2 separate regions of the Homo sapiens genome follow, and region 2 is linked to region 1. The links are chromatin contacts, found by Hi-C in ENCODE. All regions are on one chromosome and are shown on one strand. The core of a region is the stretch at or near the end of the contact, and the rest is flanking DNA. Distances in the headings are between cores, read along the strand shown. Region 1 overlaps ST8SIA6 (ST8 alpha-N-acetyl-neuraminide alpha-2,8-sialyltransferase 6). Region 2 has its middle 16 kb from the start of TMEM236.

The links. Hi-C counts contacts between places; a loop is a spot of excess contacts on that map. Pooled maps may share reads with other maps.
Region 2: a loop to region 1 is called in a pooled map, with 2.3 times the contacts of the local background. The contact joins two enhancer-like sites. A Hi-C loop is called at or near these places in 3 of 168 maps with a recorded cell type or tissue (CD4-positive, alpha-beta T cell, CD8-positive, alpha-beta T cell and Calu3), 10 of 37 single-sample maps with no recorded cell type and 6 of 50 pooled maps.

Annotation. Positions count from the first base shown.
Region 1 is chr10:17,424,413-17,431,270 of GRCh38, forward strand. The region is part of intron 2 of ST8SIA6 (ST8 alpha-N-acetyl-neuraminide alpha-2,8-sialyltransferase 6); the gene reads right to left. Among named protein-coding and RNA genes, the nearest start is that of ST8SIA6, 27 kb to the right of the region's middle. Within about 2 kb of position 4,544, at least 4 of the 41 ENCODE cell types and tissues checked have a DNase peak (open chromatin) inside an H3K27ac peak, as active enhancers do.
Region 2 is chr10:17,732,930-17,740,049 of GRCh38, forward strand. No RefSeq gene overlaps it. Among named protein-coding and RNA genes, the nearest start is that of TMEM236, 16 kb to the right of the region's middle. RefSeq lists a silencer at 1,658-1,858. Within about 2 kb of position 2,487, at least 8 of the 41 ENCODE cell types and tissues checked have a DNase peak (open chromatin) inside an H3K27ac peak, as active enhancers do.

The DNA of each region.
Region 1 (6,858 bases), core at 3,294-5,793:
GTTCTGTTGTTGCATCATTGTCATTGTAACAGACACCATATTTCAATCCTGCCTGTGCCCCCACACAGTGTGTGTGTGAGTATATGAGTGTGAGTATAAGCCTGCCATCTATTAATGTATTCATTTAAAGATTGTGCTCTGATTGTCAGTGATAAAAGACAAACCGTATTTTCATTTTACAGGATATTTCGACAGGTCTAATATGAGATTTCTTCTCACTCCATTTATTCATACTTATTTCATTATCTCCCTGTTTTACTTGCAGCTGTGCCCATCAACCACTAATTATTTTTCTTTTAGGAAGAAATAATACATAACATCATAAATTTTTTTTTTTTTTTTTGAAACAGAGTCTCGGTCACCCAGGCTGGAGTGCAGTGGCACAATCTCGGCTCACTGCAACTTCTGCCTCCCAGGTTCAAGCGATTCTCATGCCTCAGCCTCCTGAGTAGCTGGGATTACAGGCACAAGCCACCATACATGGCTAATTTTTGTATTTTTTAGTAGAGACGGGGTTTCTCCATGTTGGCCAGGCTGGTCTTAAACTTCTGGCCTCAAGTGATTCTCCCGCCTCAGCCTCCCAAAATGCTGGGATTCAGGCATGAGCCACCACGCCCAGCCACCCGTCAATGTTAACTCTAAAAAAATTGCTTCATCTTACCACCAGCTATTTGGGACTCAACATTGGAATAATAACCTAGGAATATTCTATAAAGTGAAATGACTTTCAGAAATTACAAACATATACGTATATTTTATATATATATTTATTTACATATACACACATCTCGAGTGGCAGGATACATGTATACCTATAGTTGTCTCAATGTGGGTTGTCCCAAAAGCAGACCACAAGACAAGGACTGAAATATAAGCCAGGCATGGGTGGCTCACACCTGTAATTCCAGCGCTCTGGGAGGCCGAGGAGGCTGAATCACCTGAGATCAAGAGTTCAAGACCAGCCTGACCAACGTGATGAAACCCCGTCTCTACTTAGAATATAAAAATTAGCTAGGCATGGTGGTGCGCCTGTAATCCCAGCTACTTGAGAGGCTGAGGTGGGAGAAATGCTTGAAACTGTGAGGCGGAGGCTGCAGTGGGCTGAGATCATGCCACTGCACTCCGGCCTAGGCAGCAGAGTGGGACCCTGTCAAAAGAAAGAGGAAAGAACGAAAGGAAGGAAGGAAGGAGAAAGAAAGAGAAAGGAAGAAAGAAAGAAAGAGAGGAAGAAAGGAGGGAGGGAGGGAGGAAGGGAAGAAAGAAAAAGAAGGAAGGAAGGAAAGGTAGGAAGGAGGAAGGAAGGGAAGGAAGGAAGGAGGAAGGAAGGGAAGGAAGGAAGGGAGAGAAAGAAAGAAAGAAATGTAAGTAGGTTGTTTAGGAGATAATTGCAGGTAAAATGGGAGGGAAGCGGGAAGGTGGAGATACGGTGGTATAAGGCCTAAAATTAAGATCCAATATTATGCATGCTTTGACATCTGGGAAAAACTGTGAGGGCCTCAAATGCCCTAACTGCAAGTTCCCATCCCCACTCTTTTTCCACAGATAAGGTACCCTAGCCAAGCCATCCTCCTTATCACAGGAACCAGTCACGGTTCCTGCTTATCTCTGAGTAGTGGGGTTCAGTTGCCTGCCACCCCATAGCATTATTCAAACGAGACAGTCACATCCTCCCACAGGCACTAGAGGAAGCTCCACCCTGCTGATACTACAAAGCCAGCCTCCCACAGCCCCTGCTTCTTCACTCTGTTCCCAAGTGCTGGTGACCCTGTGTGGCACGCGATGTCCTCTTCTGCCCTGCTGTGAACATGTGGGACTAATACATTGCCATCCATCTCCTTATCTAGTGCTGGGTGTCATGTGTCTAGGTATCCCCATAATCCTGGGGTGAGAATCTCCCTTTACCAATGGGGTGACTAGGAGGCAATTAAAACAGATACATAAGGAAATGCATGTCATAAAATGCATGCTATCTAGCAAGTTTTTACATGGCTAACTGAGAAACTGCAGCAAAAAACGGTGTGGAGAGTTCTGGGAGCCAGTGAGAACCAGCTTCAGAGATACCCAAGTGGGAAAAAGAGCTGGCGTTTTTAAAAGCCAACACTTGTCAGTCATTAATTGAAGGCTGCTCCCAGGGACATTAATTCTCCCACATCTCAAGGAAAGTGGTTCAGCCAGCCAGAGAAAGCCCTCAAGCAAAGAAATGTTCAGGCTGGCAGGTGGAAGTTGACTTGCAAGCACTTTCGTTGTAAGACCTGAGGGGCTACGGGCTGAGCCTGGCTGCTACAATGTAAAAGCGTGGTGGTCTTTTAGACCAAAATCCTGTCCCTTCTTGATATTTTCCACAAAATTCATGGATCTACTGGCAGAAAGACTTCATCTTTTGGTACAGAAAAAGTTCTATGCACGGGGCCAGGCGCAGTGGCTCACGCCTCTAATCCCAGCACTTTGGGAGGCAGAGGTGGGTGGATCACTTGAGGCCAGGAGTTCAAGACTAGCCTGGCCAACATGGTGAAACCCTGTCTGTCCTAAAAATACCAAAATTAGCCAGGCATGGTGGTGTGCACCTGTAGTCCCAGCTACTTGGGAGGTTGAGACAGGAGAATAATAGCTTGAACCCGGAGGCGGAGGTTGCAATGAGCTGAGATCGCACCACTGCCCTCCAGCCTGGGAGACAGAGCAAGACTGTGTCTGAAAAAAAAAAAAAAAGTTCTGTGCATGAAAGGGGGAAAGGGGGATAAAGAAAAAACAGAGAAAAATGTTCAATGCCACGGTCTGATGATCAAAGATACTGCTAATACCTCCAGCATTGAGGAATGAGAGTTCTCAGATGTTAGCATGTATCAAAGTCATTAGGAGGGACTGGGTTTCAACTGGAGGGTCTCTCATTAAGTCTTCTGGGGTGAGATCTGAGAATCTGTATTTCTAAGGAGTTCCCTGGTGCTGCCAATGCTGCTGGCCTGGGGACCACACTTGGCTCTAGGCCAAGGTTCTACAACCAAAGGTTTTCAGATGTAGAGCGATGGAGACCTGATGGAGACCTGGGATGGGGATGTGACAGAGTCAGAATGATTCCAGAAGAGGCCTCTTCAAAGTGCGCTGCACCATCACAGCATGAGCCGAAGCCATAGAACAATCAGCAGCTTTGTCTTTGCTGCCTCACAGTTACAGAGGAGAAGGTGATGGGATTTCCTTTCTATAGATCAAGGTCACGGAGACAGTCAAGTGAAAACAAGAACTTGAGGATGGCAGCTGAATGTGAATTCAGCCAAAGTCCTGATATACATGGACATTCTTCTCCAGGGACAGTATGACAAGGGGTTTCCAAAAAAGACAATATTGAGAACTGAAGTCAGACTCAGTCTCACAGAGGCAATCATTGGACACTTGCCTGTTGATAAGGCGATGCCTTGCACTTCGTCCTTTATTCCTGAAGGAGCAGGAGCAATGGCCTATCAGAAATGGCCAGGTATCTTGGATTCATGGAAACACACTTGCTGATGAAAAGAGGACAGCCCTGACTAGCACTTTCTCTTTTTGCCTCTGAGTTTGAGTAGGCAAGAAGTACACAAGAGTCCTTCTATTTGTATGAAGAAAAAGAAACAAGATCATCGTGTTTATTGTCAGAGCATTTTGAGACATTGTTTTGACTTCATTTTAAGCCCTGTTAACTTTTAGTCTTATCTCTAGCAGATTTCCTCACTAAAGTGAGTGACCAAATCTCCCTCAATGCCCATTTCTTTAAATGCTATCGCATAAAACCTGGAACATGTATTCCATAGGTTGCTTTGATGATAAGCAGATAATATGTGCCAAGCACCCAGCTGGGTGTGTCCTGGTGCAGCCGCCATCGGCCCTTCCCCTCCCCTCCCCACACTCTGGCCCTCCTTAGTTGTCTTGCTGATGGCTTCCTGTCTGTAGAGCACATTACAAACCCTAATACTTTCATTCATTCACTGATGTAGCAAATGCTTATTTTTATTTGATATATGACCCTCCATAAATGCTGGAGATACAAAAATGATGGGTAGTCCCTGCTGTTGCATTGTTCTCAATCTACCCTAGAAGTGGGCAAATAAAGTCAGTCGACACTGGCGTCATACTGACCTATGTGGAGAAACACACAGGGAGAAAGTTACAGAGAGGAGAGGCCGTTGGAAGGGCTTCCCGAGGAAAGCAGCCGCTGAGCTGTGTCTCCAGGGAGGAGCTAAGCAGCCGGCTAGGTAGAAGAGGAGGCGGCCAAGCAGAAGGAACAGCAAGTAAAAGGGCGCAGAGGCCAGACAGAAGAATGTGTCTGAATTGATAGAAAAGGGGACAGGAAGGTGAAGAGCAGTGCCAAGAAGCAGAGGACAGCCACAGAGCTGGCATCGTGTGATGCGGAAGGCATGGTCAAATTCGAGGAAGCAAGTAATACAAGGATAGATGCCTGTTGGCTATGTTGCCGACCATCTCGGCAGAAAGCCTGCTGGGAGAACAGTAGGTGGGGCAGAAGTCAGTCCATGATAACCTGAGATATGAATGGGGGTTGAACGCTGTCAACATGTTATGTGGCTTTTGTGGCCTGAGCTGCACCGCCACACCCCCTTCCTGTTGTGTGTGGGGATTCATGATGATATTAGTAGCACATACAGTAAGCGGGATCTGGGGCTTCATTTAACATCTTGTGTTTCGTTCTGTAGTGCCCCCTCCTCCTGTTGGTTTATATCTAGTATTAGTAGATATATCTCTTTAAAACTTGGTTTCATATTTTGGACTACATCAATTACCCTTACAATTTATGATCGCTTATTCATTTATACTGCCAGTTTTTCACTTTAGGGATATAATAGATCATCACCACGACTAACCCCACCACCAGCACCCCCACATACTCCTCAGTACTTTTTCTACCTTTTATTTCTATTTTTCTTTTCTGTTTTCGAGGCAGGGTGTCACTCTGTTGCCCAGGCTGGAGTGCAGTGGCATGAATTCAGCTTTTCTTTTACTTGCTGTTCCTTCTGCTTGGCCGCCTCTTCCTCCACCTGGATGGTTGCTTAGCTCGTCCCCGGAGACACAGCTCAGCGGCTGCTTTTCTCGGGAAGCCCTTCCAACTGCCTCTCCTCCCTTTCACTTTCTCCCTGTGTGTTTCTCCCTGTGTGCCCATGAAATCTTCAACTCCCACCTCCCGGGCTCAGGTGATCCTGTCACCTCACCCTCCTGAGAATACCTGGGACTACAGGTGCATGCCACCGTGCTCAGCTAATTTTTGTATCTTGTGTAGAGATGGGGTCTCACTATGTTGCCCAGGCTGGTCTTGAACTCCTAGGCTCAAGCGATCTGACCGCCTCAGCCTCCCAGAGTGTCAGGATTACAGGCGTGAGCCACAATGCCTGGCCTTACTTTTTCAACTTCTATTTGTACTTCACGTTTTACCATTTGGAGCTTCATTTAGCATCTGGTACCTTCTTCTATAGCATCTCTTCTCTTCCAAATATTTATATTCTTTGTTAAAATTTTTTTATTTCAATAGTTTTTGGGGTACAAGTGTTTTTTTGTTACATGGATGAATTGTACAGTGGTGAATTCTGAGATTTTAGTGCACCCATCGCCGGAGCAGTGTACATTGTACCTATGTGTAGTTTTTTGATCCCTAGCCCTCCTCCCATCTTCCCCTTTCTGAGTCTCTAAAGACCATTATATGCACCCTGTATGCCTCTGCATACTCATAGCTTAGCTCCCATTTATAAGTGAGGATATACAGTTTTTGATTTTCTACTCCTGTGTTACTTCATTAAGAATAATGGCCGCCAGCTCCATCCAGGTTGCTGCAAAAGACATTATTTTGTTTCTTCTTATGGCTGGGTAGTATTCCATGGTGTATATACACCACATCTTCTTTATCAACTCATTGGATGGGCACTTACGTCAGTTCCACATCTTTGCAATTGTGAATTGTGCTACTATAAACGTGTGTGCATGTGTATTTTTCATATAGATTTCTTTTCCTTTGGCTAGATACCTGATAGTGGGATTGCTGGATTGAATGGTAGATCCACTTTTAGTGGAATCTTCACGCTGTTTTCCATAAAAGCTGTACTAATTTGCATTCCCACCAGCAGTGTCTAAGTGTTCCCTTTTCCCCATCCTCGCCAACATCTGTTGTTTTTGACTTTTTAATAATGTCCATTTTTTTTGCCAGAGTAAGGTGGTATCTCACTGTGGTTTTAATTTGCATTTCCCTGATGATTAGTGGTGTCAAGCATTTTTTCCTATGTTTGTTGGCCATTTGTATATCTTCTTTTGAGAACTGTCTATTCATGTCCTTTGCTCACTTTTTGATGGGATTATTTTTCTCTTGCTGATTTGTTTGAGTTCCTCGTAGATTCTGGATTCTAGCCCTTTGACAGATGCATAGTTTGCAAATATTTTCTCCCATTCTGTGGGTTGTCTATTTGCTCTGCTGATTATTCCTTTTATGTTCTTATTAAGGTTACGTGAAAGACTTGCTCAGTGTGATCTGGGGCTCCCTCTTGTGGCAGACAGTGGCCCAAAGCCATTCCCAAACCCCTTTCCTTTCCCTGCCTTCAATACACAGGCACCAAGCGAGACATTTATATTTCTAGACTTCCAGAAGCCAAGGCTGAGCATGTGACACTTATGGCTAAAAAGATTTAGGCAGAAATCTTTGAGTAGGGATTTCCTTTTCAACTACAAAGGCAAAGCCTCATTAGGAAGAAGCCCTTTGCTCTCGTCCTTTTTTCTCTTCTCAACTGTGATGCAGACTGCCCCAAGGGCTGCCACCTTTGGCCGACATGAGGATGAGAACTAGCCGCTGAGGATGGCTGGAAGTCACCTGAGGATCAGGTAGCTCCCACCCCGAGA
Region 2 (7,120 bases), core at 1,237-3,736, 310 kb after region 1:
GAAAAGAGACTTGCGTCCAGAACTGGGCTCAGTGGAATACAGTAAAGACAGATGGGGACTTACAGCCAAGGGTGGAGGGGAGTAGTTCATGGTTGGAAAATCACTAAGAGGAGACCTCGGGGATAGAGAGGATTCTTGCTAAGAGCAGGCCAGGGTGATCAGATAGCCAGGGTGGAGGACGAGGGATTTGATGAGATCTCAAGGCAGGAGGGCTTCTCTCTAAACTGACCTAGCAGGATTCTTGCTAAAACTGGGCTGTGCAGGCCTGGCAAGGACGGTGGCCAAGATCGAAGCCTGAGAAGAGGTTTAGGAGGTCAAGGAGATCATCTTGTCACCACTCTTTTGCCTGACCCAGGGGATATTTGAAGCATTGCCTCCTGCTTTAAAGAGAGGGTGGATCTAAGACCTCACTGTTCATTTGGACTGTTGAGCACTTGGAATGGGCTGGTGCAATTGAGGGACTGAATTTTAAATCTGATTTCATTTGAATTAATTTAAACTTAAAAACCAGCAGTGTAAGCTATTTCATAAGCTGTTTTGGTGGGACTATATTTCATGGTAACCATTGCATCCATAGAATAGTATGGTAGTGTATGTATTTTTCACTGTTTTTTAATATGGGTGCTAGAAAATTTAACATTCCACACATGGTTGATGTTCTGTTTCTCCTGGACAGTACTGGACTGTGGCTTCTAGGACCTGGTCATGATTCTAAAGAATGTGTCTGTGGCAGACAGACTCTGGAGTGTGTCCCCATGAGCCCTTCCTTGTGACGTTCAGACCCTTATTTAATTCCCTTTCTTTGAGTATGGGCAGGACATGTGTCTTGCTGAAAACCAATAGACTATGGCAAATGCGATGGGCCATCACTCCTTGCTGACATTACGTCATGCTTTTGCCGGCAGGCTGAGCTTGGAAGCAGACCCTTCCCAAGACGAGCCTCCAGAGGAGAACCCAGCCCTGGCCAACACTTTGATCGCAGCCTTGAAGAGGACTCAGCTAAGCCCTGTCCAGATTCCTGGCCCACAGAAACTGTGAGATAATCAGTGTAGGTGGTTTTAAGCCACTAAATGTGTAGTAATTTGTTATGCAGCAATAGAAAACACGTGGCCCGGAAGGGTTGGGGCACATGGAGAACTATGGAAATCCAGCAAAAGGACGGTGCAGGATGGGAGGAGGGTGAGGACCGAAAAACTACCCATTAGATACTGTGCTCACCACCCAGGTGATGAAATAATGTACACCAAACCCCTGACACAATTTACTCATGTAACAAAACTGCATATGTACTCCCAAACCTAAAATAGTTGGGAGGAAGGCTGGGCATGGTGGCTCACGCCTGGAATCCCAGCAGTTTGGCAGGCCGAAGCGGGAGGATCACCTGAGGCCAGGAGTTCAAGACCAGCTTGGCCAACATGGTGAAACCCCGACACTACTAAAAATACAAAAATTAGCCGGGTGCAGTGGTGCACACCTGTAATCCCAGCTACTCGGGAGGCTAAGGCAGGAGAATCTCTTGAACTCAGGAGGTGGACGTTGCAGTGAGCCAAGATCACACCACTGTACTCCAGCATGAGTGACAGAGCAAGACTCCATCTCAAAACAAAACAAAAAAATGTTGGGAGGTGATAAAAAGGTAATCTAGCCAAAGGGAAATCTGCTGATGAGAGTGAATCTTAGTTGGTGTCACTTAAGTATCCTGGTCCCGTGAATAAGCTGTTTCTCAGATGCTGACTGATGCGGCTTTGGTGCTGATTAGCTGACTGTCCTTGGTGATGATTACTTTCATCCTACGTTGGTCTGCTTCAGGGAGAGGAAGTTCAGGTCCATCTGATTTTTGAAGGTAGACTCATTGTTTGTGAGAGTTAAGTGGCTGAGTCCAGGCCACTGGGGCATGGTTGAAGTTGGCCTTATCCTACTGCTTGCAGTGTGTTGGTGGTAGTTTTAATTAAATGTGCCATGGAACAGATTGGGCCCCAGCCTCTGTCAGACAGATTAATCATAGTGGCTGACGGATCGGCGTATGCATGGAAAAATTTGCCAAAAACTTAATGATGTAGAAGCGAAAGGTAGAAATGGTTGGGAGATAATCCTCCATAGTTCTTGCACATCTTGCAAGCAGAGAAAATGACAGTGCTTTTTCTAGGCCGTCTTTTCCAGGATATTTGTATGGCACACAACCTTGGGAGATACACATAGCGTCTCCTTCTGGAGCAAGGGACAGGTTTGTTTACATCCTTGGAAGATGGAGTTAGTGTCTCTCTTTAGAGCAAAGCGCAGGCAGGCTGACCGTGATGAAAGACTGAGAGATGGAGCTCAGGGCTCCTGTTTTGTTCTGCAGCTCACTGCCTTTGCCCTTGTCACTTGCCCTTCTTATCTTCCCTGTGCTTGAGGAACTGGCACAGGAAATGATACTCTGGCTCCTGCTAACGCTGTGAGTAGCGTAGTTCTTTGTCTTGGAGCCATGCCTCTGTGCCTTCTGTCAGCATTCCGGGAACTGTGGCCGGCTGACTTTTCAGCTTGCCTTCATAGGTCTTGACAGTTGTGTTGGATAGTAATAATAAAGTCAAAAAGTCGTTTCTTGTGGAACAAAAGTTAATCCACTTATGACTAAACCTTTCCCAGAATAGGGGTGGAAGCCCATGTTTTTTCATTCCCTAGGGTCAGGGGCAGGGATTTTTGTTTTGTCGGATAAAATTATTCCCATTGATTTATAAAATATGTGTATCAACAAGCAGATCTTCCTAGGAGTGAGCTGATCACACCTTTCGCAGCGGCTTACTGAATTCACCTTTTCTAGGCCTCAGTCTTATCTCTAAAATGAGAAAATTGGCTGGCTATGGTGGCTCGTGCCTGTAATCGCAGCACTTTGGGAGGCTGAGGCGGTGGATCGCCTGAGGTCAGGAGTTCAAGACCAGCCTGGCCAATGTGGTGAAACCCTGCCTATACTAAAAAAAAAAAAAAAAAAAAAATACAGAAATTAGCCAGGCATGGTGGTGCGTGCCTATAATCCCAGCTATTCAGGAGGCTGAGGCAGAAGAATTGCTTGAACCTGGGCGGCGAAGGTTGCAGTGAGCCAAGATCATGCCATTGCACTCCAGCCTGGGCAACAAGAGTGAAACTCCATCTCAAAAATAAATAAATAAATAAATATTTAAATAAATAAAATAAAATGAAAAAATTATATCTCTCTTAAAGGCCCTTCCAGCTACAGTGGCTCCAGGTGATGTGAAAAATACCATCCCTTTATTTATTCAACATGCTCTTATCTTGTCCTTACTATGGGACAGGCACCAGTCTAAGTGCTTTTCAAATAACTCATTGAAACTAGGATGATACTAATAACCCCCTGCCATAGGTGAGGAGACTGAGGCACAGAGAGATTAATTATTTGCCCAAGTTCATCCAGCAGGTGGCATAGCTGGGGTACAAACCTAGGCAACCTTTGTGCTTGTGTCCGCCATGGTGTGCTGTCTCCCATCTTGTCACTGAACAATTGATTCAGTCTCTGCTGTGTGGGAAGCCCCTCCTGAGAATGCTGGAGGCCACAGGGGAGAATGAATCAGGTCCTTGTTCTCCAGGGTCTTGCACTAATGGAGAATTTTGTATTTTTCTCTCTCCATGTGTGTGTGCGTGTCCCACAGGAGGACTCCAGATTAAGCATTTGCATGTAAGAATGTCTCATTAGAATGTGGAAGTCTACATTAAGTGTAGGTTAAAGAATTGGTTCCAGGTTTTTAGTTTGCTTATTTAAGATTGTTTAAATAAACCTTAGCGTTCTAACCTGATGGTAGTAAACTAGGTCAGACTTCTGCGGGGAACTATAGAGACATACTTGGTCCAAAGTTCTACCTATTCAATACCTAAGATTAATAAAATTGTGTATAGAAATTTAAGTAGTTATGCTGAATCACATCCCTTAAAAATGGTTTTTGTCAACCCTAATCCCCTTCATGTGTGTAAATTTAAGCTTCTCGCAGAAAATAATGGAATCTTTATTATCTGCTATTACACCAGGAGCAATCATTTTTGCAATATTCACTTTATAAATGTTGAGTGGGTGGCCAGTTCCACTTCACCGTATGCAAGCTGGGTCTCCAGAGCCCTGGAGAATCACACTCAGGAGCTTCAGGGGACAGGCTTTTCTGAAAGAACTACTTACTGAAGGCCAAGGGAACAGACACCCTCAACTGTCACCACCCTGGGCCCAAAGGAGCAAGCGTTCAGCGGCAAGTGTGTACAGTGATTGCTGGGCCTAGGAGGAGGGATGGACTGACAGAGCTGAAACTGGCACAGTGAGTGGGAAAGAGGGACAAGGGAATCAACACCCTCGCTTCTCCTGCTGCCCTTTGGCCTCCTGCCAGTCCTCTCACTGGCCAAACCCAACTCGAATACAGAGTGATGGGGAAATATTGAGGACAGGGAGAGAAGTGGAGGAGAGCCAGCATGCTGGAGACATACTCAATTGAAGCAGGCATTGTCTAGCTCACCACCTGCAAAAACATTAAATTTTTCCTCTGGCAGTTATATTACCATGCCTATTATTTTATGAAAACCCAAAACATGTTCTAGGTTCTTTCGAGTTAATTTGCTGTGTACATTGCTAAGAATTTACATAAAGTACTGAATTTAAATTATCAGTAGGTGGCGCTGCTGAGATTGACTCTTGAAAAATCCAAATTAGCCATTTAACGGAAGATGATCTAGACTTCAGACAGATTATTTGGGAAAAAACATAACGCTGCAGGACAGTTCATTTATGATTCACTGTTTTCTCATGACATCTGGAATGCACCGATTTTTACAATTTTATTTCCTTAATATGTGGACCATTCTGGGTTTTCTCAACAATTAAAGAGCAGGGGCTGATGTTTCTCCGCAGAATTAGAAGGATGGTCATGCTATAGGCCGTATGCTAGACAAGGGGTAGCTGTTGCCTTTATGTCTTAATTTTCTGTTAGAGATTCACATAATGAATTATAATGTGGATCAAGATTTTTAAAATGGTTCAATTTGAATTTTCCGGAGAAGAGAATTAGATGCAGGGAACTTCAGAGCCACGTCTTCTGAAAGCATCAGAAGTGAGCCCCTGAGGGGCCATTTTCCTAGCAACCCTCAAGAAATAGAGTACTGCAGGCCTTTACCAATAGAAATAGGCCCATAAAAATCCGGGAGTTGTGAAATGTTTAACCTGACATATGGATTTTAAAGATGCCCAAGTCCTCTATTTTCCAAACGACATCAGAGGGGTACTTGGTAAAATACAGATTCCCAGGCCTTTTGCCTGCAGATTCTGATTGAGTCAATCTGGGATGGGACTGGAAAGCTATAATTAGCAGGTGCCTCCCCACCCCCGCAGGAGTCCTTAGGTCACACTAGTTTGGGAAACACTGATACTATGCAGCCTCCTCCTTTCCAACAAGTGTCTTCACCTACTTGGTGTAAAGCTTCACAGACATTCTGAGGTCACAATTACCTTTGAAAATTGAGGAAAGCTAGGGACCCTTTCACTAGAAAAATACTCCTGCCCAGAGGTTTACGTATAATTTCAGGTGTTTCAGGGACCCTTTAGAACTCTTTTTTTTTTTTTTTCAGACGGACTCTCGCTGTATCACCCAGGCTGGAGTGCAGTGACACGATCTCGGCTCACTGCAACCTCTGCCTCCTAGGTTCAAGAGATTCTCCTGCCTCAGCCTCCTGAGTAGCTGGGATTATAGGTGCCCACCACCATGCCTTGATATTTTTTTTTTTTTTTGTAATTTTAGTAAAGATGGAGTTTTGCCGTGTTGGCCAGGGTGGTCTCAAACTCCTGACCTCAGGTGATCTGCCCGCCTCCCAAAGTGCTGGGATTACAGGCATGAGCCACCACACCCGGCCTAGAACTCTTTTCTGTAGCCTTTCTTATGAACCTCTATCCTAGAGTTGGTTTAAAACTCTCCAGCCTAGATTTCAAGGCTTCCCCTAATCTTGCCCCATCCTACCAGTTGAGCCTCTTGTCTCATTATTCCCATGATAGCCAGGAGCTGTGAAGAGGAACCAGTTATATTCCAAGTCAAAATCAAAGGAACCTCTGTGCTTTCCTTTAAGCATATACGAGTCCTTTGCAATAGAGTGGAGTCTGTTAAGGAAACACACTAGGCAGGATTTTGTAGATTGTGGTCATTGGCATCTTCCAGGGAGAAAAAAGATGATAAAAGTCACTGGTGATCTGCCAAGGCAGACGTTTCACTTCGCTTTCTTCTCTTCCCAAGGACACAGTGTCTGATTTGTAGAGCATCATTTTGGGCCCTGTCATGGCACAGCAGAAGTCATTCTTACAACCCCCTGGTGAGCCACAGGGGCTTACTTCAGACTCCACCAGAGTCTTGCTGAAATATCTGTTAGCATCAGTAGGCTTGGATCCTACCAGCAATTAGAGTTGTCCAGTCACTCAAAAAAATTTTTGTTTTTTTAAAAGAGACAGGGTCTTGCCATGTTGCCCAGGCTGGTCTTGAACTCCTAGGCTCAAGTGATCCTCCCACCTCAGCCTCTTAAGTAGCTGAGCCTATAGGGGCACACCACCATACCCGGCTCCCAGTCATCCAAATATTTTAAATTATTGAGACTAGTAGGTTTATTACTAGCCTGAATCAATCCATCAACAGTCTGATGCTGGCCTTGTACTGTAAGTCCAAAGTATTATTGTTATTACAGAGGAGGGTCATATAGATTAATTTAAATACCTTAAGTCAGATCATACATAAATGTTGAAAATAGAAGTCATACCTGGGCCACTACCTCTTTGGTGGTGATTTAAACCATTACATTTTGTTTACTTCTGTACTTACGATGATGACTAGGTGTTTACATTAAATTGGCTTATCCATGCTTAAATAATATAGGAACAAAAAATATACTCAAATGGCAAGATACAGTTTTAAAAAATATACATGCAAACAGTTTAAAAGTGTAACTAATTGTTGGTATGTATGATGTTTTCATTTAATTCCCATTGTTTCATTTTAACAATGATATAAAGGTCAAAATAGAATTTAGCAGATGTTTAACCACTAGAAGGATCTAACATTGAGTAAGTGGACAGAAAACAGTTAACTGAGCAGGCTGGACTGCTGTCTTTTGA